Regions from separate parts of the Homo sapiens genome. Here regions 1, 2 and 4 are each linked to region 3. Evidence: chromatin contacts called from ENCODE Hi-C or POLR2A ChIA-PET data. All regions are on one chromosome and are shown on one strand. Each heading gives the region's core, a stretch centred on a gene start or an enhancer-like site at or near the end of the contact. The rest is flanking DNA. Distances are from core to core; before and after follow the strand shown. Region 1 holds the start of TAPBPL (TAP binding protein like). Region 2 holds the start of GAPDH (glyceraldehyde-3-phosphate dehydrogenase). Region 3 holds the start of CCND2 (cyclin D2). Region 4 holds the start of FBXL14 (F-box and leucine rich repeat protein 14).

What was found. A loop is a pair of places that touch in the nucleus more often than their neighbours do. ChIA-PET counts read pairs that join two places held with the same protein, here RNA polymerase II (POLR2A). Pooled maps may share reads with other maps.
Region 1: a pooled map shows a loop between it and region 3 (4-fold over the local background). The contact joins the promoter of TAPBPL here to the promoter of CCND2 in region 3. A Hi-C loop is called at or near these places in 6 of 50 pooled maps.
Region 2: a pooled map shows a loop between it and region 3 (7-fold over the local background). The contact joins the promoter of GAPDH here to the promoter of CCND2 in region 3. A Hi-C loop is called at or near these places in 1 of 168 maps with a recorded cell type or tissue (transverse colon) and 6 of 50 pooled maps. POLR2A ChIA-PET finds 5 or more read pairs at or near these places in 1 of 52 experiments (H1).
Region 4: a loop to region 3 is called in a map of naive thymus-derived CD4-positive, alpha-beta T cell, with 11 times the contacts of the local background. The contact joins the promoter of FBXL14 here to the promoter of CCND2 in region 3. A Hi-C loop is called at or near these places in 2 of 168 maps with a recorded cell type or tissue (naive thymus-derived CD4-positive, alpha-beta T cell and vagina) and 9 of 50 pooled maps. POLR2A ChIA-PET finds 5 or more read pairs at or near these places in 1 of 52 experiments (T-cell).

The regions. Positions count from the first base shown.
Region 1 is chr12:6,450,792-6,454,426 of GRCh38, forward strand. TAPBPL (TAP binding protein like) reads left to right here and starts at 1,251. Exons shown (of 7, transcript NM_018009.5): 1 at 1,251-1,521; 2 at 2,276-2,506; 3 at 2,656-2,925. The coding sequence starts at 1,458. It overlaps CD27 (CD27 molecule), which reads left to right. Exons shown (of 6, transcript NM_001242.5): 5 at 104-223; 6 at 477-922. The coding sequence ends at 601. It overlaps CD27-AS1 (CD27 antisense RNA 1), which reads right to left and starts at 726. Exons shown (of 6, transcript NR_015382.2): 1 at 1-726. RefSeq lists enhancers at 61-270, 361-520, 951-1,550.
Region 2 is chr12:6,530,992-6,536,930 of GRCh38, forward strand. GAPDH (glyceraldehyde-3-phosphate dehydrogenase) reads left to right here and starts at 3,526. Exons shown (of 9, transcript NM_002046.7): 1 at 3,526-3,578; 2 at 3,819-3,870; 3 at 5,503-5,602; 4 at 5,693-5,799; 5 at 5,929-5,939. The coding sequence starts at 3,842. It overlaps GAPDH-DT (GAPDH divergent transcript), which reads right to left and starts at 3,416. Exons shown (of 2, transcript XR_002957397.2): 1 at 2,473-3,416; 2 at 925-2,152. NCAPD2 (non-SMC condensin I complex subunit D2) reads left to right here. Exons shown (of 32, transcript NM_014865.4): 31 at 1-85; 32 at 336-964. The coding sequence ends at 421. RefSeq lists enhancers at 1,668-1,797, 1,758-2,531, 2,532-3,305, 3,306-4,079, 5,628-5,939 and silencers at 2,708-2,957, 3,678-3,817.
Region 3 is chr12:4,270,082-4,276,934 of GRCh38, forward strand. It overlaps CCND2 (cyclin D2), which reads left to right and starts at 3,681. Exons shown (of 5, transcript NM_001759.4): 1 at 3,681-4,154; 2 at 5,924-6,139. The coding sequence starts at 3,960. CCND2-AS1 (CCND2 antisense RNA 1) reads right to left here and starts at 6,103. Exons shown (of 2, transcript NR_125790.1): 1 at 5,978-6,103. RefSeq lists silencers at 1,102-1,171, 1,796-1,987, 1,972-2,091, 2,872-2,991, 3,522-3,611.
Region 4 is chr12:1,591,041-1,597,297 of GRCh38, forward strand. FBXL14 (F-box and leucine rich repeat protein 14) reads right to left here and starts at 3,541. Exons shown (of 2, transcript NM_152441.3): 1 at 1,833-3,541. The coding sequence starts at 3,026. RefSeq lists enhancers at 1,495-2,098, 2,616-2,805, 4,176-4,245 and silencers at 2,016-2,065, 3,046-3,915.

The DNA of each region.
Region 1 (3,635 bases), core at 1-2,500, 2.2 Mb after region 3:
ATAAGGTGGGGGAAAGGGGAGAGGCAAGGTGACAGGAGGGCTGGGCTGAGGGAGCCAAGGGCTAGACCCTCCCCTAACCCCTGTGTGTCCCCTCCTATTACAGCCCAAAGATCCCTGTGCAGCTCCGATTTTATTCGCATCCTTGTGATCTTCTCTGGAATGTTCCTTGTTTTCACCCTGGCCGGGGCCCTGTTCCTCCATCAACGAAGGAAATATAGATCAAGTAAGAGACAGAACACAGGCCTCCGGTCCTGCCCCTGCACCACACCCCACTGGCTCAACCCCACTGCCCACGCCTGGAATCTCACTGAAACCCACCAGCTCCACTTCACCAGCCTTGGTCCTACCCCTTCTCTCCCCTTAGCTGGCGTGCTCCTGACACCCCTCCCCCAAGCGCACCCGCCTCTACCCATCTCCTTCTCCCGTCTCCCCCTGCCCCCACTGCTGGCCAAGACTCATCGGATCTCCTTCTGCAGACAAAGGAGAAAGTCCTGTGGAGCCTGCAGAGCCTTGTCATTACAGCTGCCCCAGGGAGGAGGAGGGCAGCACCATCCCCATCCAGGAGGATTACCGAAAACCGGAGCCTGCCTGCTCCCCCTGAGCCAGCACCTGCGGGAGCTGCACTACAGCCCTGGCCTCCACCCCCACCCCGCCGACCATCCAAGGGAGAGTGAGACCTGGCAGCCACAACTGCAGTCCCATCCTCTTGTCAGGGCCCTTTCCTGTGTACACGTGACAGAGTGCCTTTTCGAGACTGGCAGGGACGAGGACAAATATGGATGAGGTGGAGAGTGGGAAGCAGGAGCCCAGCCAGCTGCGCCTGCGCTGCAGGAGGGCGGGGGCTCTGGTTGTAAAACACACTTCCTGCTGCGAAAGACCCACATGCTACAAGACGGGCAAAATAAAGTGACAGATGACCACCCTGCAGCTCTCCAGCTTCCTCTCTGAAATCCCAGTCCCAAAATCCAGTTTCCTGGCCGCCTCCTGGCTCAGGTCAGGATCTGGCAGAGGAGGTTTCTCAGCCGGTTATGTTGGGGCCTGCTTAAGGGCGGGGGTGAGAAAGGTCCCCAGGCTACTGTGGATCCTGTGTCTGACTTCAGATCCCCTTTTCCCACAGTTATAGCTCCACTTTTTTGGGACAGGTGGGGAGCAAAAGGGTGCAGAGGTCAGGTCTTGAAATCACCAGGGGATTTCCGGGTGAGGTGGGTGGTGAGAAAGGAAACAGCAAGCAGGGCTCTGGCAGCTGCTGCAGACGGCTTCACACAGGGACGCGGGCTGCCATCTTGCTCTAAGTGAAAGTGAAAGAAAAGTCGGCAGCAGAGGGAACAGGGAAGAAACCTAAAGGCTGCAGGCTGCCAGGTGTGCTTGGAGAGCCCCCTTCTTCCGCCGGGCCTCGCAAGCAGCGTAGGACTGTGGAGAAGGGCGGTGGGCAAGGAGGGAACTCGAGAGCAGCCTCCATGGGCACACAGGAGGGCTGGTGCCTGCTGCTCTGCCTGGCTCTATCTGGAGCAGCAGAAACCAGTGAGTCTGGGAGTCGGGGAGAGCTGGCTGGGAGAAGAGCTACTGAAGCCCCAGGGTGCCACCCTCCCCGAGATTCCAGAAGAGCAAAGGGGCCGGGGATGACCCCATCGCCTTCTAAGCCCAACAGGGGAAAGGCTCAGCGGCTGGCAAAGGAAGGAACCAATAGTGTGTGTGGAGGGAGGGTGGGGACTCCACAGGGAAAATGCTAAAGAGGGGCTGCCTCTGTGGCTGTGGTCAGGAGCCACTGTCCTACAGAGAGGGCACTGGCCTGGGAGCTGACACTTCAGAAGAGGAAAGGACTCCCCAGGTGAGGAAATCACTTGGAAGGTGACCTTGAAGGCGGGGGAGGGGAAGGCTACCCGAAATGGGAGAAAGCAGTGCAGGCTGTCAGTGCCCCAGCAACAGTAACTGTCCAGTCTCCTCTCTCTGCGGTGGCACTTGCTTGTTTTCTGAGAATTCCTTTGACTGAAAAGATAGTCTTTTATTCAACAGTTGGAAATGCAAGCATAAACTCCTCTGAGCAAGGCAAATCCAGGACTTTAACTCTCACCAAGAAGTATTTGCCTGGACTAGCAGGTGCTCTCCAGAAAGCTGGTTTGGGGATGACGGGAGAATAGAGGGACACAGAAACAGCTAGGATCTTGGATGGCAACTTTTACCCTTTGATGACTCCACAGCTTGAGGGCGGGGGCAGGAAGCAAGTGTGGAGTAGCTTTCTGGGGAAGGCGGTGCTCACCCCAGCCTTTGTCTGCAGAGCCCCACCCAGCAGAGGGGCAGTGGCGGGCAGTGGACGTGGTCCTAGACTGCTTCCTGGCGAAGGACGGTGCGCACCGTGGAGCTCTCGCCAGCAGTGAGGACAGGGCAAGGGCCTCCCTTGTGCTGAAGCAGGTGCCAGTGCTGGACGATGGCTCCCTGGAGGACTTCACCGATTTCCAAGGGGGCACACTGGCCCAAGATGACCCACCTATTATCTTTGAGGCCTCAGGTAAAAGCCTTCCACCTGTGTCCTTGGTCCTCCCGGGCTCCCTCCACCAGGACAGCCCAGGTCCCGATTACAGCCACACATACTGCCTCCCGTTGGCCCTGGTGTTCTCACGCTAATTTGCCCTCTGTGTGTGCCCTGCTTCTCCCCAGTGGACCTGGTCCAGATTCCCCAGGCCGAGGCCTTGCTCCATGCTGACTGCAGTGGGAAGGAGGTGACCTGTGAGATCTCCCGCTACTTTCTCCAGATGACAGAGACCACTGTTAAGACAGCAGCTTGGTTCATGGCCAACATGCAGGTCTCTGGAGGGGGACCTAGCATCTCCTTGGTGATGAAGACTCCCAGGGTCACCAAGAATGAGGCGCTCTGGCACCCGACGCTGAACTTGCCACTGAGCCCCCAGGGGACTGTGCGAACTGCAGGTAAGAAAATGAAAAGCAAGGCCAGGTGTGGTGGCTCACGCCTGTAATTCCAGAATTTTGGGATACCGAGGTCGGTGGATCACCTGAGGTCAGGAGTTTGAGATCAGCCTGGTCAACACGGTGAAACCCCGTCTCTACTAATACCAAAATTAGCCGGGCATGGTGGCGGGTGCCTGTAATCCCAGCTACGAGGGAGGCTGAGGCAGGAGAATCGCTTGAACCCGGAAGGCAGAGGTTGCGGTGAGCCGAGATCACACCATGGCACTTCAGCCTGGGCAACAAGAGCGAAACTCCATCTCAAAAAAAAAAAAGAAAAGAAAAGAAAAGCAAGTCACAGAAAGTTTTGCTTTTCTAAAGTGGTAAGATATGGGGCACAGAAGAAGAAAGGGAACAAATCCACCTCCATCCACACTGGTCACCTCAGGGCACCCCTAGGCCTTGGTCCTTTCTTCCTAAAAACCCCTGAGTCAGGCCAGGTGCGAAGGCCCATGCCTGTAATCCCAGCACTTTGGGAGGCCAAGGCAGGTGGATCACCTGAGGTCAGGAGTTCAAGACCAGCCTGGCCAACATGGTGAAACCCCCTCTCTACTAAAATACAGAAATTAGCCGGGCATGATGGCAGGTGCCTGTAATCCCAGCTACTCAGGAGACTGAGACGGGAGAATCACTTGAACCTGAGAGACGGTGGTTGCAGTGAGCCGAGATTGCGC
Region 2 (5,939 bases), core at 2,276-4,775, 2.3 Mb after region 3:
ACCCGTCGGCATCCAAACACCCAGCAGCGAGCTTCCAAAAAGAAACCCAAAGTTGTCTTCTCAAGTGATGAGTCCAGTGAGGAAGGTATGATGCTCCCGCCTGTTCCCGGCCGAGAAGGCACACAGCTAGGGTGCAGAGGGCTGGTTTCCATAGGACCTGCTGCGGGGGCCTGAGTGTAGATGCTCTGCCCCACTGCCGCAGAAGGGCCTCTCCTGTACAGCTTGGATTTTATTTCTTCTGTGCGGTGTGGGATTGTCTCACTTGTTCTCTGATATCTATTTTTTCACCATCTTTGTGACTCAGCTTTTTCTTATTCCTTTAATTCTTTGCATAGATCTTTCAGCAGAGATGACAGAAGACGAGACACCCAAGAAAACAACTCCCATTCTCAGAGCATCGGCTCGCAGGCACAGATCCTAGGAAGTCTGTTCCTGTCCTCCCTGTGCAGGGTATCCTGTAGGGTGACCTGGAATTCGAATTCTGTTTCCCTTGTAAAATATTTGTCTGTCTCTTTTTTTTAAAAAAAAAAAAGGCCGGGCACTGTGGCTCACGCCTGTAATCCCAGCACTTTGCGATACCAAGGCGGGTGGATAACCTGAGGTAGGGAGTTCGAGACCAGCCTGACCAACATGGAGAAACCCCATCTCTACTAAAAATAAAAAATTAGCCGGGCGTATTGGCGTGCGCCTGTAATCCCAGCTACTCAAGAGGCTGAGGCAGGAGAATCGCCTGAACCCAGAGGCGGAGGTTGTAGTGAGCCGAAATCACACCATTGCACTCCAGCTTGGGCAACAATAGCGAACCTCCATCTCAAATTAAAAAAAAAATGCCTACACGCTCTTTAAAATGCAAGGCTTTCTCTTAAATTAGCCTAACTGAACTGCGTTGAGCTGCTTCAACTTTGGAATATATGTTTGCCAATCTCCTTGTTTTCTAATGAATAAATGTTTTTATATACTTTTAGACATTTTTTCCTAAGCTTGTCTTTGTTTCATCTTTCACATTAGCCCAGTTTCATGCAGCAGAGAGAGGGTTATCAGTGCAGAGAGAGATGAGTGAGCCCAGAGTCCTAGGGCCTGTCCCGGGATGGCAGATGAGCTTCCTGCCCCGTCACTGCCACCTTTCCCCTCTCAACCTCTGGACCCTGCACAGTGACCAGACAGCCTCTCTGGGGAGAATTATGCAGTGCCTAGGCTCCAGATCAGTGCTTCTGAACCGGGGGCAATTTTGTCTGCCAGAGGACATCTGACAACACCTGGGGCCTGTTTTGTTGTCATAGCCTATAGGGGAAGAATGCTACCAGCATTTGTGGGAAGAGGCCAGGGATGTGGCTCAACATCCTGCAGTGCACAGGATGGCCCCTCAACAAAGAATCACACGGCCCACAATGTCAATAGCGTCACAGTTGAGAAAACCTGCTCTAGACCAAGGGTTGCTTTCTGCCGTGTGCCTCACCCCACCCCCACTCGTGTTCCCTAATCCCATCTCCAAAGGTTGGCAGCAGACCGGCCCAGGCTCGTGGAAGTTCAGATCATGATCCCCTCCAGCTCTGCAGGAGACAAGACCTGTCTCCCAGCATTCCTCATTGTTCCCGGGTCTGCAGAGGGCGTGAGCTATGCTGCAGGCGGGCTGCCCCCTGAAGCCTGCGCACCCCTCTCCAGCTCCTCAAGTCTTCTCTGCTGAGTCACCTTCGAACCGGAGGCTGTGAGCTGGCTGTCGTGACCACACTGGTGCCTCTGCTGTCATGACAACAGCACACTACGTCAGTAGTGCTCCCTGGGCACTGAGCTCCCTCTTTGCGGGGAGAAGACAGTAATGAAAAATGACAAGCATGAGGCAGAGGGGAAGATCACGCTTGGGTGGTGCAGGAGCATGGAGGTGCTCTTAATGCTCTCAATGAGAAAGGGTTAACGGTCCTGGTTGCAGGAATAGCTGAGTCAGAGGTGGGGCTTCCTCCACTCCCCCACCCCACCCCTTTCACCATTAGGGACCTTCTTGCCTTGCTCTTGCTACTCTGCTCTGGGTGGTCATTGTGAAAAGCCCGCACCAACCATGCCAGTGGCAGCCAGACGAGGACACAGCCTGGCTCTGGGTCCCAGCAGGAAAGGCAATCCCAGAAAGGCAGGGTCAGGGACTGGAGTCCTGTGGGTGCTTTTTAAGCAAAGATTATCACCAGGCAGGCTAAACTTAGCAACCGGCTTTTAGCTAGAAGGGCAGGGGGCTGGTGTCAGGTTATGCTGGGCCAGCAAAGAGGCCCGGGATCCCCCTCCCATGCACCTGCTGATGGGCCAAGGCCACCCCACCCCACCCCCTTCCTTACAAGTGTTCAGCACCCTCCCATCCCACACTCACAAACCTGGCCCTCTGCCCTCCTACCAGAAGAATGGATCCCCTGTGGGAGGGGGCAGGGGACCTGTTCCCACCGTGTGCCCAAGACCTCTTTTCCCACTTTTTCCCTCTTCTTGACTCACCCTGCCCTCAATATCCCCCGGCGCAGCCAGTGAAAGGGAGTCCCTGGCTCCTGGCTCGCCTGCACGTCCCAGGGCGGGGAGGGACTTCCGCCCTCACGTCCCGCTCTTCGCCCCAGGCTGGATGGAATGAAAGGCACACTGTCTCTCTCCCTAGGCAGCACAGCCCACAGGTTTCCAGGAGTGCCTTTGTGGGAGGCCTCTGGGCCCCCACCAGCCATCCTGTCCTCCGCCTGGGGCCCCAGCCCGGAGAGAGCCGCTGGTGCACACAGGGCCGGGATTGTCTGCCCTAATTATCAGGTCCAGGCTACAGGGCTGCAGGACATCGTGACCTTCCGTGCAGAAACCTCCCCCTCCCCCTCAAGCCGCCTCCCGAGCCTCCTTCCTCTCCAGGCCCCCAGTGCCCAGTGCCCAGTGCCCAGCCCAGGCCTCGGTCCCAGAGATGCCAGGAGCCAGGAGATGGGGAGGGGGAAGTGGGGGCTGGGAAGGAACCACGGGCCCCCGCCCGAGGCCCATGGGCCCCTCCTAGGCCTTTGCCTGAGCAGTCCGGTGTCACTACCGCAGAGCCTCGAGGAGAAGTTCCCCAACTTTCCCGCCTCTCAGCCTTTGAAAGAAAGAAAGGGGAGGGGGCAGGCCGCGTGCAGCCGCGAGCGGTGCTGGGCTCCGGCTCCAATTCCCCATCTCAGTCGTTCCCAAAGTCCTCCTGTTTCATCCAAGCGTGTAAGGGTCCCCGTCCTTGACTCCCTAGTGTCCTGCTGCCCACAGTCCAGTCCTGGGAACCAGCACCGATCACCTCCCATCGGGCCAATCTCAGTCCCTTCCCCCCTACGTCGGGGCCCACACGCTCGGTGCGTGCCCAGTTGAACCAGGCGGCTGCGGAAAAAAAAAAGCGGGGAGAAAGTAGGGCCCGGCTACTAGCGGTTTTACGGGCGCACGTAGCTCAGGCCTCAAGACCTTGGGCTGGGACTGGCTGAGCCTGGCGGGAGGCGGGGTCCGAGTCACCGCCTGCCGCCGCGCCCCCGGTTTCTATAAATTGAGCCCGCAGCCTCCCGCTTCGCTCTCTGCTCCTCCTGTTCGACAGTCAGCCGCATCTTCTTTTGCGTCGCCAGGTGAAGACGGGCGGAGAGAAACCCGGGAGGCTAGGGACGGCCTGAAGGCGGCAGGGGCGGGCGCAGGCCGGATGTGTTCGCGCCGCTGCGGGGTGGGCCCGGGCGGCCTCCGCATTGCAGGGGCGGGCGGAGGACGTGATGCGGCGCGGGCTGGGCATGGAGGCCTGGTGGGGGAGGGGAGGGGAGGCGTGTGTGTCGGCCGGGGCCACTAGGCGCTCACTGTTCTCTCCCTCCGCGCAGCCGAGCCACATCGCTCAGACACCATGGGGAAGGTGAAGGTCGGAGTCAACGGGTGAGTTCGCGGGTGGCTGGGGGGCCCTGGGCTGCGACCGCCCCCGAACCGCGTCTACGAGCCTTGCGGGCTCCGGGTCTTTGCAGTCGTATGGGGGCAGGGTAGCTGTTCCCCGCAAGGAGAGCTCAAGGTCAGCGCTCGGACCTGGCGGAGCCCCGCACCCAGGCTGTGGCGCCCTGTGCAGCTCCGCCCTTGCGGCGCCATCTGCCCGGAGCCTCCTTCCCCTAGTCCCCAGAAACAGGAGGTCCCTACTCCCGCCCGAGATCCCGACCCGGACCCCTAGGTGGGGGACGCTTTCTTTCCTTTCGCGCTCTGCGGGGTCACGTGTCGCAGAGGAGCCCCTCCCCCACGGCCTCCGGCACCGCAGGCCCCGGGATGCTAGTGCGCAGCGGGTGCATCCCTGTCCGGATGCTGCGCCTGCGGTAGAGCGGCCGCCATGTTGCAACCGGGAAGGAAATGAATGGGCAGCCGTTAGGAAAGCCTGCCGGTGACTAACCCTGCGCTCCTGCCTCGATGGGTGGAGTCGCGTGTGGCGGGGAAGTCAGGTGGAGCGAGGCTAGCTGGCCCGATTTCTCCTCCGGGTGATGCTTTTCCTAGATTATTCTCTGGTAAATCAAAGAAGTGGGTTTATGGAGGTCCTCTTGTGTCCCCTCCCCGCAGAGGTGTGGTGGCTGTGGCATGGTGCCAAGCCGGGAGAAGCTGAGTCATGGGTAGTTGGAAAAGGACATTTCCACCGCAAAATGGCCCCTCTGGTGGTGGCCCCTTCCTGCAGCGCCGGCTCACCTCACGGCCCCGCCCTTCCCCTGCCAGCCTAGCGTTGACCCGACCCCAAAGGCCAGGCTGTAAATGTCACCGGGAGGATTGGGTGTCTGGGCGCCTCGGGGAACCTGCCCTTCTCCCCATTCCGTCTTCCGGAAACCAGATCTCCCACCGCACCCTGGTCTGAGGTTAAATATAGCTGCTGACCTTTCTGTAGCTGGGGGCCTGGGCTGGGGCTCTCTCCCATCCCTTCTCCCCACACACATGCACTTACCTGTGCTCCCACTCCTGATTTCTGGAAAAGAGCTAGGAAGGACAGGCAACTTGGCAAATCAAAGCCCTGGGACTAGGGGGTTAAAATACAGCTTCCCCTCTTCCCACCCGCCCCAGTCTCTGTCCCTTTTGTAGGAGGGACTTAGAGAAGGGGTGGGCTTGCCCTGTCCAGTTAATTTCTGACCTTTACTCCTGCCCTTTGAGTTTGATGATGCTGAGTGTACAAGCGTTTTCTCCCTAAAGGGTGCAGCTGAGCTAGGCAGCAGCAAGCATTCCTGGGGTGGCATAGTGGGGTGGTGAATACCATGTACAAAGCTTGTGCCCAGACTGTGGGTGGCAGTGCCCCACATGGCCGCTTCTCCTGGAAGGGCTTCGTATGACTGGGGGTGTTGGGCAGCCCTGGAGCCTTCAGTTGCAGCCATGCCTTAAGCCAGGCCAGCCTGGCAGGGAAGCTCAAGGGAGATAAAATTCAACCTCTTGGGCCCTCCTGGGGGTAAGGAGATGCTGCATTCGCCCTCTTAATGGGGAGGTGGCCTAGGGCTGCTCACATATTCTGGAGGAGCCTCCCCTCCTCATGCCTTCTTGCCTCTTGTCTCTTAGATTTGGTCGTATTGGGCGCCTGGTCACCAGGGCTGCTTTTAACTCTGGTAAAGTGGATATTGTTGCCATCAATGACCCCTTCATTGACCTCAACTACATGGTGAGTGCTACATGGTGAGCCCCAAAGCTGGTGTGGGAGGAGCCACCTGGCTGATGGGCAGCCCCTTCATACCCTCACGTATTCCCCCAGGTTTACATGTTCCAATATGATTCCACCCATGGCAAATTCCATGGCACCGTCAAGGCTGAGAACGGGAAGCTTGTCATCAATGGAAATCCCATCACCATCTTCCAGGAGTGAGTGGAAGACAGAATGGAAGAAATGTGCTTTGGGGAGGCAACTAGGATGGTGTGGCTCCCTTGGGTATATGGTAACCTTGTGTCCCTCAATATGGTCCTGTCCCCATCTCCCCCCCACCCCCATAGGCGAGATCCCT
Region 3 (6,853 bases), core at 2,431-4,930:
TGCCTCCTATGTGTCCCCTCGGATTTATGTGTCCCCTCGCATTTTGCCAGTCGGGTTTTCGGTTTTGATTGACCGTCCATCCCTCCACGGAGAAACACAAACACAGCTCCACTCTTTGGGGGAGCCGAGGGGAAGGCAGTGGCTCCCATTTCTGAGCCTGAACTCAGTCACTACCCGCTCCCCACCTGGCCTAGGCGCCCCTGCGCGGAGAAGGCGGGACTCGAACTCGCGCTGCTCCCGGGCCTTGAGCCGACCGCGGAATCACCTGGCTGGGAGGCATCCTCCAGGTAAGCTTGGGAGTATGTGTGCTTAGTGCTGCAGGCTCCTGCAGAAAAGTGCCTATAAACACCCAACACCCTGCTGCACCCTCCACCTCCAGGCTTTGTACACTTTCCAACCGAAACTCCAAAACGCTAGCGTAGAGGGTGGGGAGCCGGCCGGAAAAAGAATAAAAGTCCAATAAAACTGGCGTTCGCTAAAGTTTATCACCAGTCCTACATGGGATATATATATATGTATTTTTTTTTCCGTGAAGGGTGAAAAGGAGATAAGGAAGAACCAACAATCTACCCCCTCCCGCCGCCCCCCACCCCCGCGCCACGGTGATCAGTTTGGACTTCAAAGCCAGAGCACAGGCTCTTGCGCTTTTTCTTGAAACCGAAGTCTACACTGAAAGAAAGTGTGCACTTTTGCCTAGAAGGCAACATGCGTTTTCCCGCGTGCTAGGTGGAGTGCATTTTAACAAGACATTAGGGTTTTAACACATGGCTGGAGTGGCGACCAAAAGGGAAAACTCAGTTTCCAGTCCAAGCCTCCTAGAGACATTCCTGCCAACCTCCGCACCCTCTCACGCCCCACCCCACGTGTGAGAGTCTGCAAAACCACCGGGGATTGGATTCGATGGCGAGCTTCACGCTCGGGAACAGTCAGTAATCGGAAGGGGAAGTGGACAGGGGAACTTCAAGAGGCGAGCCTGCCACGCGGGAAGCGCCCGAACTTGCGGGTCTCCATGAATGCAGAGGGCGCCGGGAAGGGGGGGCATCCGGCCGCGACCCTCTCTGCCCCTCCCATTCGCTGCCCCCCTCCCCGCTGGAATTTCTCTGTAAAGCAAGACGGAGTAGGGGGAGGGGGAGAGGGAAGGGGCGAGAGGGCCCTCGGCTCACTCCCGAGACGTGAGGACTCGCCACCCAGGCATTCTCCTCGGGGTGGGCTGGGCCCCGGGACGACCACCCGCTTCTTCCTCGCCCCCGCTGCCCCCACTTCGGGAGACCCAGAGCTCTGGATGCCTTTCCCCGGAGAAGGGGGGGTGTGCGGAGTCGGGGTGGAAGAGACCTTGCTCGCAGAGCTATATCAAGTGATGTCCAGAGGCTGGGAGCCCCGGCGGCCTCTGTCCCTTGCCTGTCGGGTTAGATTTATACTTTAAAAATACCTCCCGCCCTCCCTCCTTCTCTCGCCTCTCCCCGCTGCAACTTTCTTTGATCCGCTCAAAGGTGGCTTAGGTGAAATTGGAGTAATTCCCTTATGGGGGTCTTAAAATGTAAGTGAATGTCCTTATCCGGGGTGACTCAAAAGCTTAAGTCGGGAAGCCCAACGTGACTAAAACCAATAGGTGATTGTTCGGGGCCGACTGTGTGCGGGTGTACACGGTATTCGGCCCGGGTGTCATCCGCGGCGCTGGACTGTTTCATTTTGAGTTTGCAACTTGGGTTTTTCAGCGAGCTTTTTTTCTTCCTGAAAGCTAATGGCTTCCACAGCAATTAGACATTTTCCTCGCCCGCCCCTTCCCTCCCCTTTCTTTACATATAGGAGATGGGATACTCATTCCCGCTGCTATTGATAAGGTCGGAGGCGGCCGGGCCTCTCCCCAGCTTTCGCCCGCCCCAGCGCCCGCTCTCCCTCCGCCCTCCCTTGGCTTCCTTTTGATGTAGTGGGGAACGCGTCCTACTAAAAAAAAAAAAAAAAAAAAAAAAAAAAAGTAATCTGCCCGGTAACAATCAGCGCGCAGTAGCAGGAGCCCCAGAGCTATTGGCTATGCAAATAGAGGGAGGGGAGACGGCGCCCCAAACTCTTCCTCACCCTTTTAAAGCGATATCCCCTCCTTTCCCCCCCACCACCCCTTCCGCCCCACCCTCGTTTAAAGAGGCTGGCTCCGGGGCCTGAGTTAATCGCTTGCACCTCTAGTTTATTCGCTCCCCTCCTCCGCCTTGCAGGGAACCTAGTGTACGGCTCACCCAGCCCGCGCCCCACCCCGCCTTGCTGGCTCTCCGCGCCCCTGCCCGGGCCCCCTCTCTCGGTGAGGGAGGCACTCAGTCGGCCTCGGTGTGCCCAGAGAGCTCGAGCCACGCCATGCCCGCTGCACGTGCCAGCTTGGCCAGCACATCAGGGCGCTGGTCTCTCCCCTTCCTCCTGGAGTGAAATACACCAAAGGGCGCGGTGGGGGTGGGGGGTGACGGGAGGAAGGAGGTGAAGAAACGCCACCAGATCGTATCTCCTGTAAAGACAGCCTTGACTCAAGCATGCGTTAGAGCACGTGTCAGGGCCGACCGTGCTGGCGGCGACTTCACCGCAGTCGGCTCCCAGGGAGAAAGCCTGGCGAGTGAGGCGCGAAACCGGAGGGGTCGGCGAGGATGCGGGCGAAGGACCGAGCGTGGAGGCCTCATGCCTCCGGGGAAAGGAAGGGGTGGTGGTGTTTGCGCAGGGGGAGCGAGGGGGAGCCGGACCTAATCCCTCACTCGCCCCCTCCCCCTCCCGGGCCATTTCCTAGAAAGCTGCATCGGTGTGGCCACGCTCAGCGCAGACACCTCGGGCGGCTTGTCAGCAGATGCAGGGGCGAGGAAGCGGGTTTTTCCTGCGTGGCCGCTGGCCGCGGGGGAACCGCTGGGAGCCCTGCCCCCGGCCTGCGGCGGCCCTAGACGCTGCACCGCGTCGCCCCACGGCGCCCGAAGAGCCCCCAGAAACACGATGGTTTCTGCTCGAGGATCACATTCTATCCCTCCAGAGAAGCACCCCCCTTCCTTCCTAATACCCACCTCTCCCTCCCTCTTCTTCCTCTGCACACACTCTGCAGGGGGGGGCAGAAGGGACGTTGTTCTGGTCCCTTTAATCGGGGCTTTCGAAACAGCTTCGAAGTTATCAGGAACACAGACTTCAGGGACATGACCTTTATCTCTGGGTATGCGAGGTTGCTATTTTCTAAAATCACCCCCTCCCTTATTTTTCACTTAAGGGACCTATTTCTAAATTGTCTGAGGTCACCCCATCTTCAGATAATCTACCCTACATTCCTGGATCTTAAATACAAGGGCAGGAGGATTAGGATCCGTTTTGAAGAAGCCAAAGTTGGAGGGTCGTATTTTGGCGTGCTACACCTACAGAATGAGTGAAATTAGAGGGCAGAAATAGGAGTCGGTAGTTTTTTGTGGGTTGCCCTGTCCGGGGCCCCTGGCATGCAGGGCTGGATGGAGGGAGAGGGGTGGGGGGTGGCGGGGGACCGCGTTTGAAGTTGGGTCGGGCCAGCTGCTGTTCTCCTTAATAACGAGAGGGGAAAAGGAGGGAGGGAGGGAGAGATTGAAAGGAGGAGGGGAGGACCGGGAGGGGAGGAAAGGGGAGGAGGAACCAGAGCGGGGAGCGCGGGGAGAGGGAGGAGAGCTAACTGCCCAGCCAGCTTGCGTCACCGCTTCAGAGCGGAGAAGAGCGAGCAGGGGAGAGCGAGACCAGTTTTAAGGGGAGGACCGGTGCGAGTGAGGCAGCCCCGAGGCTCTGCTCGCCCACCACCCAATCCTCGCCTCCCTTCTGCTCCACCTTCTCTCTCTGCCCTCACCTCTCCCCCGAAAACCCCCTATTTAGCCAAAGGAAGGAGGTCAGGGGAACGCTCTCCCCTCCCCTTCCAAAAAACAAAAACAGAAAAACCTTTTTCCAGGCCGGGGAAAGCAGGAGGGAGAGGGGCCGCCGGGCTGGCCATGGAGCTGCTGTGCCACGAGGTGGACCCGGTCCGCAGGGCCGTGCGGGACCGCAACCTGCTCCGAGACGACCGCGTCCTGCAGAACCTGCTCACCATCGAGGAGCGCTACCTTCCGCAGTGCTCCTACTTCAAGTGCGTGCAGAAGGACATCCAACCCTACATGCGCAGAATGGTGGCCACCTGGATGCTGGAGGTAGGTCGGGGGGTGGCGCTCGCCAGGAGCCAGGACCCCTCCGGATGCTCGGGTCCCCGGCCGGAGCCCTAAACCTGGGAGAGGGCAATCCCCGCGCCGGCCTCCCGGCTCCTGTGCGGGAGTTTACCGCGCGCCTTCTGGCGAGACGCGTGGCTTTATTTCTGTTCCTCTCCAGATAAACTGGGGAGGCAGAGGGGGGAGGAAAATCTGGGAGAAGCGAGGCTGTCCTGGGCGGGGGTAGGGGAGCATCCCGCGCGCGTGTTCCTGCATGTGGCTGCCTCTTCTTCCCACCCCCCTCGCGACCTGTCTTTTGCGAAGCCGCCGCGGCTGCTTGCGCTGCGGCCAGGAAGAGAGTCGGGGCCTGAAATCGGGACCCCGAGTAGAAAGGCAACCCCCCCCAAAAGGCCAGAGCAAATTCGTCTTGGCCTCAGGTCCCCGCCTGTGGTCGCGACTCCGCGCTGGCACTTCACCGGGGAGGTGGAGGGAGGAGGGAGAAGGAGAGAAACGGGGAATTCGGGAGCCCCGGAAGTCCCATTGAAGAAACGCGTGTTTCAGGGGAACCCAAAAGAACCGCTTCTTGCCCCTCACTCCAAGTCTTTGCCCAGCGAGCCGTGTGCCCACGTATGCACAGCTCTGGACCTGCCGTGGTTTCGCCATGTTGCTTTGCAAACTCCCTTTGGAAAGGCTGGGAAACGTCGCCCGCTTACCCTCGCACCCCATTATCCCGGCCACCCCACTTCTAATCGTGCCCTCTCCCCCACCCCCCACCTCACGAAGATTACTTACAGTTTGGTTTTCCAGCTTCCTCGGTGCGGAGATTTGGGTGGGGTAGGAAGGGGGGGAGGGGGTGTGTGTAGGGGGGATACCGGGTCACCCCTGAAGGAGAGGTGGGAGCCCCCCGTGCCTCTTTCCAGGGCTCTCTGCTCCCGTCTTTCCCCTCGCTCGTCACCGCGTTCCCTAGTTTCTGTCCTTGTGGGCCGCAGCCGGACACTCCCGCCGCGGCGCTCACCCCTTCAAGTTTCCTCCCGGGATCCAAAGCCCCAGGGGTCGGAATACAGACCTTTCTGGCACCCGAAACCTCTGTTTCGGGAAGCCTGGCTCTTCTTTGGGGTTTTCACGCCAAAAGGGCTTTTCTAGGATATTTCCTCGATTTTTAATTATTTTTTGAAACCATCCCCCCCTGCTCCGACTCCAGCTGCCGAGGCTGCGGCGCTCTTCCTCCTCTCCTCCCTCCCCCTCTCTTCCCCACCTCTCCTCACCCGCCCCCCCAAAAGCGGCCCCTGGGCCGCAGGGACCCCCCCAGACATTTTTTCCAATTGTCGGGAATGATAGAGGAGGATCTGGGGATCCGGATGAGACCAAGAAGTGGACCCCCGGAGCCTCCAGAATATTTTTATTGATTTTTTGAAAAGATGACGAAATCCAAAAAAGAGTGAGTGAGTTAGAGTGCGCGAAGGAGTAGCCAAAGGGAGCGTCGCGGAGCTGCCGCGGCTGCTGCGCACTTCTCCGACTCCCCGTTTTGGAGCTGTAGTTCACCCCCTTTTATAGGATCCCTGGGAATACCAAAGCACTGATGGGCTATTCTGATTCACTCCAGTTTCCTCATCTTTGTTCTTTATTCTTATCACGCATTCTGGTCCCCTCCCCCTCCCACAAAAAAAAATTAATTTTTTTTGTTTCGATAGATTACGCTTTTTTATTCTTTTTCTCTTTTGCTGATGCTATGCTCTCCACCCCCGCCCCCCAACCCTTTCCCACTCCCATTATAGGTCTGTGAGGAACAGAAGTGCGAAGAAGAGGTCTTCCCTCTGGCCATGAATTACCTGGACCGTTTCTTGGCTGGGGTCCCGACTCCGAAGTCCCATCTGCAACTCCTGGGTGCTGTCTGCATGTTCCTGGCCTCCAAACTCAAAGAGACCAGCCCGCTGACCGCGGAGAAGCTGTGCATTTACACCGACAACTCCATCAAGCCTCAGGAGCTGCTGGTAATGACCGGCCCCTTCCTCCCTTCCTTTCTGCGATTCCCGCTTTCCCCTGGCCAACAATATGCCTTCTATCACCACTGCCAGAGCAAATTCTTGGGATCCAGAATGACCCCACCAATAGAATTTACCCACTTATGGGCGATAGCTCATTTAATAGGAAACCACTGTTTATTTTTTGTGTGTTCCTACTATGTGCCCAGGCTCCGTGCCCAGCACTGAGGCTACATCTGTGAATAAGATCCTCATGGAGATTTGGGTTGGTGAGACTCATTTGCAATTGTGTATGCATGTGTGTAGGGGACGCATGGAATATTTTAATTAACAGTGATAATATTTTAATTAAATTCCAAATTTCCAAAAATAGTCTGAGAACGTGTTCACATGATAGGTATGTGGCTGTGGTGTCTCCTAAAAACTTGGAGTTCAAAGGTAATGCCCTCTATATCTACAAAGTCTCAAGATACCAACACATAATAGCTGTTCACTAAATATCAGTTCATTGACTTTTGAGCAAAGTCAAAATGTGGCCTTTCACTGAAGGAGTCCGAGGCCTGGGTTCCTACCTCCAGTGGGACTGTGACCTCTGTACAACCCCAGGGATCCTGTCTTATCTCTGCTTTTCTACCAGGGAACCTTTTTCCCACCTGATCTAACTCCTTTTCCCTGCAGCTTGACATATAAGACGACCATATTGCAGCTGTACCGCATGGAATA
Region 4 (6,257 bases), core at 2,291-4,790, 2.7 Mb before region 3:
GACTTACATACAAATCTGGTTTTTTAAAAAGTTTCATTTTGTTCAATTTCTTTAAATTTCCACGTTGTTGAAAGTTTAAAGCCAAACATTATATAAATCTCCAGTCTAATCACATTTCTAGAAACAAAACATGTCAGTAGTAAACCTTATACAGAATAAAATTCTACCCATGAGTTGACTCACCCCCACATAGGATGCACCAAACTCCACCTTGCGTCCTCTTAGAGTATACAAACAACACCTCCTACCTTGGCATGTACCCAAGCACACAATGCCTTAAAAATAATTCGCAGATACAAGGCTGTTGTTTTTTTTTTTTTTTTCAAAAACATACTTCATATTTCCTCTTTTATTATATAAATATCAGTTTAACCTTTTACTGTAAGAATATAAACGTTTTAAGAGGATCTTTGTTATTATTTATACAAATTCACAAACAGTACAATTAATTGATAAAGGTCTCTGGGTTTCTTTAACTCCATGGTCTTGCATGTTGCTGTGGAGGGTTCTAAAGAAATAACAACAAAAATCCAACGAAAATATACATCCTACTCAGAAGTGATTTCTTTAAAGCCACAAGTCCCAACCCCCACCAAAAGAAAGAAAGTCATCTATTCCTCCATTTAGAAACGGAATTTTTTAAAACCCACAAACTCCCATTTTGTTAATAGAACAGAGATAAGATATGAGCTTCATCACAGCCCCAGGGGCTCTGCAGGCCAGCTCTGCTCCTGTTTCCCACAGGAAGCCGCACTGTGTGACCTTTTTGGGGGGAAACTTGGAAGAGGGTGAGGGTAGGGCAGAATTTGCATATATAATCATCATTTTCAAGACACAATCTGCATCTCCAACAAAAACAACGGTTCAACTCTCATTGCTCCCACATATTTGTGCTATAAATTAAGATTTAGAAATAGGTCCTCAAATCCCAATGAACAAGGAGAAAAAGGAAATTATAGCCAGAATGTGGAAGTGGGGCACACTGGACGGATGGAGGCTGGGAAGAAGCCAACACAAAAAGACGGACAAACCCAAGGGCATCTTTCCAGTCTAGGCACAAACATGTTTCAGTCTCAAAATATCTCTCTTGTAGAATTCCAGGGCTTCAGAAAAAAAGTAAACTAAAACGAGGTAGCCAGACATATATATGTATATATATATATATATAATTTATATATATATAATATATAGAATATATTCAGCAGAAAAAAGGACCATGATTTCAAATTTTTTCCAAAAAAAAATTTTTAAACAGGAAAGAAGATTAAGAACATGAAATGAGCATGAATAGCAGAGTACTGTAAGAGGAGGAGTGATGAGAAGAGACTGGGATTAGTTACAAAGTGGAAGGGTGAAAAGGCCTTTGTAGCTGGGTTTGCTTTTTATACATTTCAAAATAAAAACCAGATCACAGTATTCAAATGAAAGCTGAAGTGAAAGCAGACATTTTCCTCAACTCCCCAGGGTTGAAAAGACCAGTCACTCCCCACCCCCATTTCCAGTCACAGCAGTGGGGATACAGTAGCTGAATCAGTCCTCCACCCCCTGCAGGGGAGTGGGTGGGTAAGCAGCAGAGTCCATCTCTCCATCCGCGGGGAAAAGGAGCTGGGAGTAGGGTAGGGTAGGAACCCCAGCTGCAAAGAGAATGGGCTGGAAGCCGGGAGGGGGCTGGAGGAGGGAGGAGGAAACGAGCCTGAGGCTTCTGTCATAGCCCCATCTCATCCGCTGCAATGATCTGTGCGTAAGTGTGCGTGTGAGTGTGTGGGGGCGGTGGTAATGGGAGGATGAACAGGGCGGGACAAGGGGAGCTGGTGCTGCCGCCCTCACCTGACCTTCTCACTGTCCGTCATCTGCCAGAGTCCCAGGTTGAGTACCTTGAGGCACGGCAGCTGCGTGATGCGCTCCAGGCCGCGCTTGGTGATTCGGGTGCAGCCGTACAGGTCTATGCCGGTGAGTTGGCTCAGGTGCTCAGCGATCAGCTCCAGGCCCTTGTCCGTGATGCGCACACACTGTCCAATGTTGAGCGTGCGCAGCCCGTGCATCTGCCGCACCATGCGGTTGATGCCATCATCACTGATGTGGCAGGAGCAGAGGGAGAGAGACTTGAGGCCATCCAGCCCCTGGGCTATGTAAGCCAGACTCTGGTCTCCCACCTTGTCACAGAACGAAACATCCAGCCCCGAGAGGCGCAGGCTGCCCATGGCCAGATGCATGATGCCCGTGTCACTGATGTTGTCACAGGAGCGCAGGTTGAGGCTGCGCAGGCTGCCCATGTGCGACAGGTGCAGGAGGCCAGCGTCCGAGATTCCCCCACAGAAGCTGAGGTTGAGGAGCCTCAGGCCCGTCAGCCCTCGGGAGATGTGCTTTAGAGAAAGATCTGTGAGCTTCTGGCAGTCCTGTAGCGTGAGCTGCTCCAGGCCCAGGCAGCCCTCCGCCGCGCTGCGCGTCATGCCGGCCAGGTGCCCGATGCCCACATCCGAAAGGTGGCGGCAGCTGCGGAGGTTAAGGCTCTTGAGGCGCTGCAGACCCCAGGCGATGAGCAGAAGGCCAGTGTTGGTGATGTTGCTGCAACCTCCCAGCTCCAGCACCTCCAGGCCCTTGAGGTACTGGGCTATGCGGCCCAGGCTGCTGTCAGTGATCTGCTTGCAGAGGCTCAGGTTGAGAGCGCGCAGGGAGCCGATCTCCTGCACAAACGCGTGGCCCAGCCCGTTGTCGGTGAGGTTGTAGCAGCCGCTGAGGTTGAGGCTCTCGATGTTGGCCATGCCCTGGATCACGTAGCTGAGGCTGCGGCGGAGGCTCAGGATCTGCACCCGGCGGATGCCCCGGGCCTGCAGGCTGGGGAACAGCGACGGGTTGGCCCGGCGCAGGTGCAGCTTGGCCTCCACCCCCCGCCACACCGACTTGTGGTAGGCGGCGTCCCGCCAGGCGGTGCACACCTGCGCCGCGCGCCCCTTGTCCCGGACGTCCAGGTAGCCGAAGATCATGGCCAGCAGCTCCGGGAACAGGCATGAGATGTGGGTCTCCATCTTCCTCCTCCCCCCTCCGCGGCGCTGGGGGGAGGAGGCGCGGGCCCCGCCGCTCCGGCCTCGGGCAGGCGACGAGAGCGCTTCTCCCCAGCCGCCGCCGCCGCCGCCGCCGCCGCCTCGGGCCCAACGGCCGGCCCCTCCCCGCCTTCCGGCTCCGGCCGCCGCCGCCGCTCCTCCTCCTGGTCCGTCCGTCCTTCCTTCCTGCCGGCTGCGCCTCCGGCCCGGCCCTCCCCCGCCCCGGGCTCCGCACGGCGCTCACATCCCGGGCGGGGAAGGCGCCTCGCTCTCGCTCCCGGAGGCCGGCCGCCGCCGCCGCCTCGGCTCTACCCACGCCGCGCCCGGGCCGCGCCGCTCCGCCCGCGCCGCCGCGCCCACGCCCCCTGCCGCATCCTCCGCCTCCTGCCGCCGCCGCTGCTCCGCGGGCCGGCGGGCGGCGAGGGGGCCCCGGGGGCCGGGCGCACGGGCTCCGGGCGCGGAGGAGGCTTCCTGCTGCCTTTGTCTCTCGCCCGCTTTTCAAACCTCCCAGCCCCGGGCCGCCCGCACTCCGCCGCCCAGGCGGGGGGACCAGGAGGCCAATCCCGGCCGGCGGCGTGCGTTCCTTCTCCCCCGCCGTCCGCGGCCACTTGGGAGCTGCCGGCCCCCGCACCAAGGACGCCGCGGCCGTCCGGCCGGAGCGCGGCTCGGCGCAGACCCCGGGCGAGCAGGCGGGCCGTGCGTTTGGTAGCGCCCGGGCCGGCCCCGGCTCCGCCGCCCTGCAGCGCGTCCCCTCCGCCGCTCCCGCTCCCCCGCGCCCGCGCAATGGTACGGGCCTGCGCTGCCGGAACTGTGGAGCCGTTGCCCTGGAAACCGAGTTCGGCCTGGTCCCGTGGCCCCTGATTTTTAACCCTGTGGGCGCCACGGGGGAGCGGCAGCTGTCAGCAGAGCGCCTCCCCACCCGGCTTCTTTTCACCCGGTAGCCCGTTATTGAGCCGTTCCCTCTCTGGGCCACGCCCCAGCCCCGTTCCTTCTTTTTCTTTGCTGTTGAAGTCTGCGCAGCCCCTTCCCACAGTTTACCCCTGCAATTCGTTACCCTTATTTCACACCCCTCTCCCTTGATTATCCCTGCGAGAGCCGCCTCCTATAGCAGTGCTCAATAATCGTCACCCCAACTCTCCTTTTCTTACTGTCCCTAATGCCCCTTAACGCCTCATTATCACACCCCCTGCTCCCCCGGTTGGGGCTGTTTACTACGACGCCTTTCTCTCCAGTCTTGTGTCTTAAATTGGAGAGAAACTCGGCTGTACTCATCTTAAACAATGACCCCCTCCAGTCGGTGTTCTAGAAATTTCTAGAATTATCCATGACTACTTCCTTCTAGCATCTTCTGATGGTTTCCAGACACGCTGTGTGTGTTTCCCTCGGTACTTGATACATCAAAACTTCCCTCTACTTCTGAACGCTGCTGCGCCACCAATGCCCTCAGTCCGCTTTGCTTACAGGGGAACAGCCTTCCCCTAAGCCTTGTTTTAGGAGCTTTCTCCTTGTCATCAGCCTTAGACTATCAGTTGTATGGCTCAGTTGTACTGATAGTCAATATATTCGTATATGCTGAATCCAATTTACTTTTTGATTAAAATGGAATGACAGTTGAACTTGGTTTAAGACAATCCAGTCGTGTCTGTTGGTTTATCAACCGTTTTATGGAAGCAGGGCACAATTCCATTCTAGGATGTAGCCCCTGGGTCCTAAATGTCCGTACTAAGGATAGAATTTCAGAAGTTTCATTTTAACTACCCCCAAACCAAGAATTTTTGGATCAGAGAAAATGATCCTCTGTATTTTAATTTATGGATCCACACAACTAGATACAAGACCAGCGGATTTATCAGAAAGGGAAAATGGTTTCATTGATTCTTTGAGGACCTGAACAAGATTTGGAAGGGGTTCCATATTCAGTGTAGGAGAGTAACTTTTGCCCAAGCAACCACTATTAGACCAAATACATACAGATTCAGTAATAGGCATAATACACCTTTTACACCCCTACCACTCCTCTTTCCTAAATCAGGAAATGCAGAAGCAAAAATTCTCGCCAGCTTGTTACCTCACCCACATTACACGCAGTGTGGAGCCCATAGATTTTTATAACCTTCTTGAAAAAATAGACTGTACTGTTAGTCATCCAGTACATCCAGATGTACGGTGGCAGTAAGTGTCACGATTCTGGGGTATGCCTGGGCTTCACTCTTCTCCTGGAGGTTATCTAGGCTTTTATTCTTCTCAGTCACTTCTGCCTAAACGTTTACCTTAAATTCTGCGCAAAAGTCACTTTTTGATTGTTCTGTGCACCTAGATGTGTTTGGGTTGATGTCAAGGCCTTAATCCAAAGCACCTTAGTGTAACTTAATCCTGCTTAATAAAAAACAAAGTACCCCACACATTTGGGGGGAATTTTAGACAAGGGGCCTGACCAGCCTCGGACTAAGAAGGAGCCTAATGGTTTTCCTTCTCTAGAAAGGCCCTTGTTCTCAAATCTGAAGAGTCATTCAGAGGTATCTGGAAGCACTTTCTCTAGAAGTTGGCCATCTGGTCCTCGTTCTAACAACAGTTTTTCTTGAATTCTAGAATCTTATTAACACAAAGCCTTTTATTTAAGGCACTCAAGTATATATTATAAGGATTTTCAGCAATATGACTATTTTCACCTTCAATAAATAGGAAAATATAGCATCAAGAAGCATCACAGAAAAAGCATTCCCGGGGAAAAGGAACTAGGGCGTAGAATGAGCCCTATGCCGAATCTGAACACCTGGTGACTTTATGCTACTGAGGAAACGACTCTCCTTTCTGGGTCTCGGTTTCCTTGTGTAACACCAGGATGATTTGACTAGGTAATCTTCAGGGACCTTTCCAGTAGGAACACTCTGAGGCCAAGAGCCTAGCATACTGTCTCCTTAACCCATGGAACAATTACACATTGTTCCTAATGCAGGCTCCAGATATTAAGAATAACTTCGAATACAATAACTTCCTGGGAGCTTTGGTTTATGCTCAGACTTAGGACACAAAAATATATGAAGAATATGTATAGACAGGAGACTCTGATTGTCTGGCAAAGATGTATACCAATGTAGAAAATCCTGTGGCTTGCTCTTCATATTTTTAAAACTGGTTGAGATTTTTGTATATGATTTAACAAGTTGCAACCATAAGTTTTTTAACTAGCCTATTTAAAAGCAGAAATGATAGCCT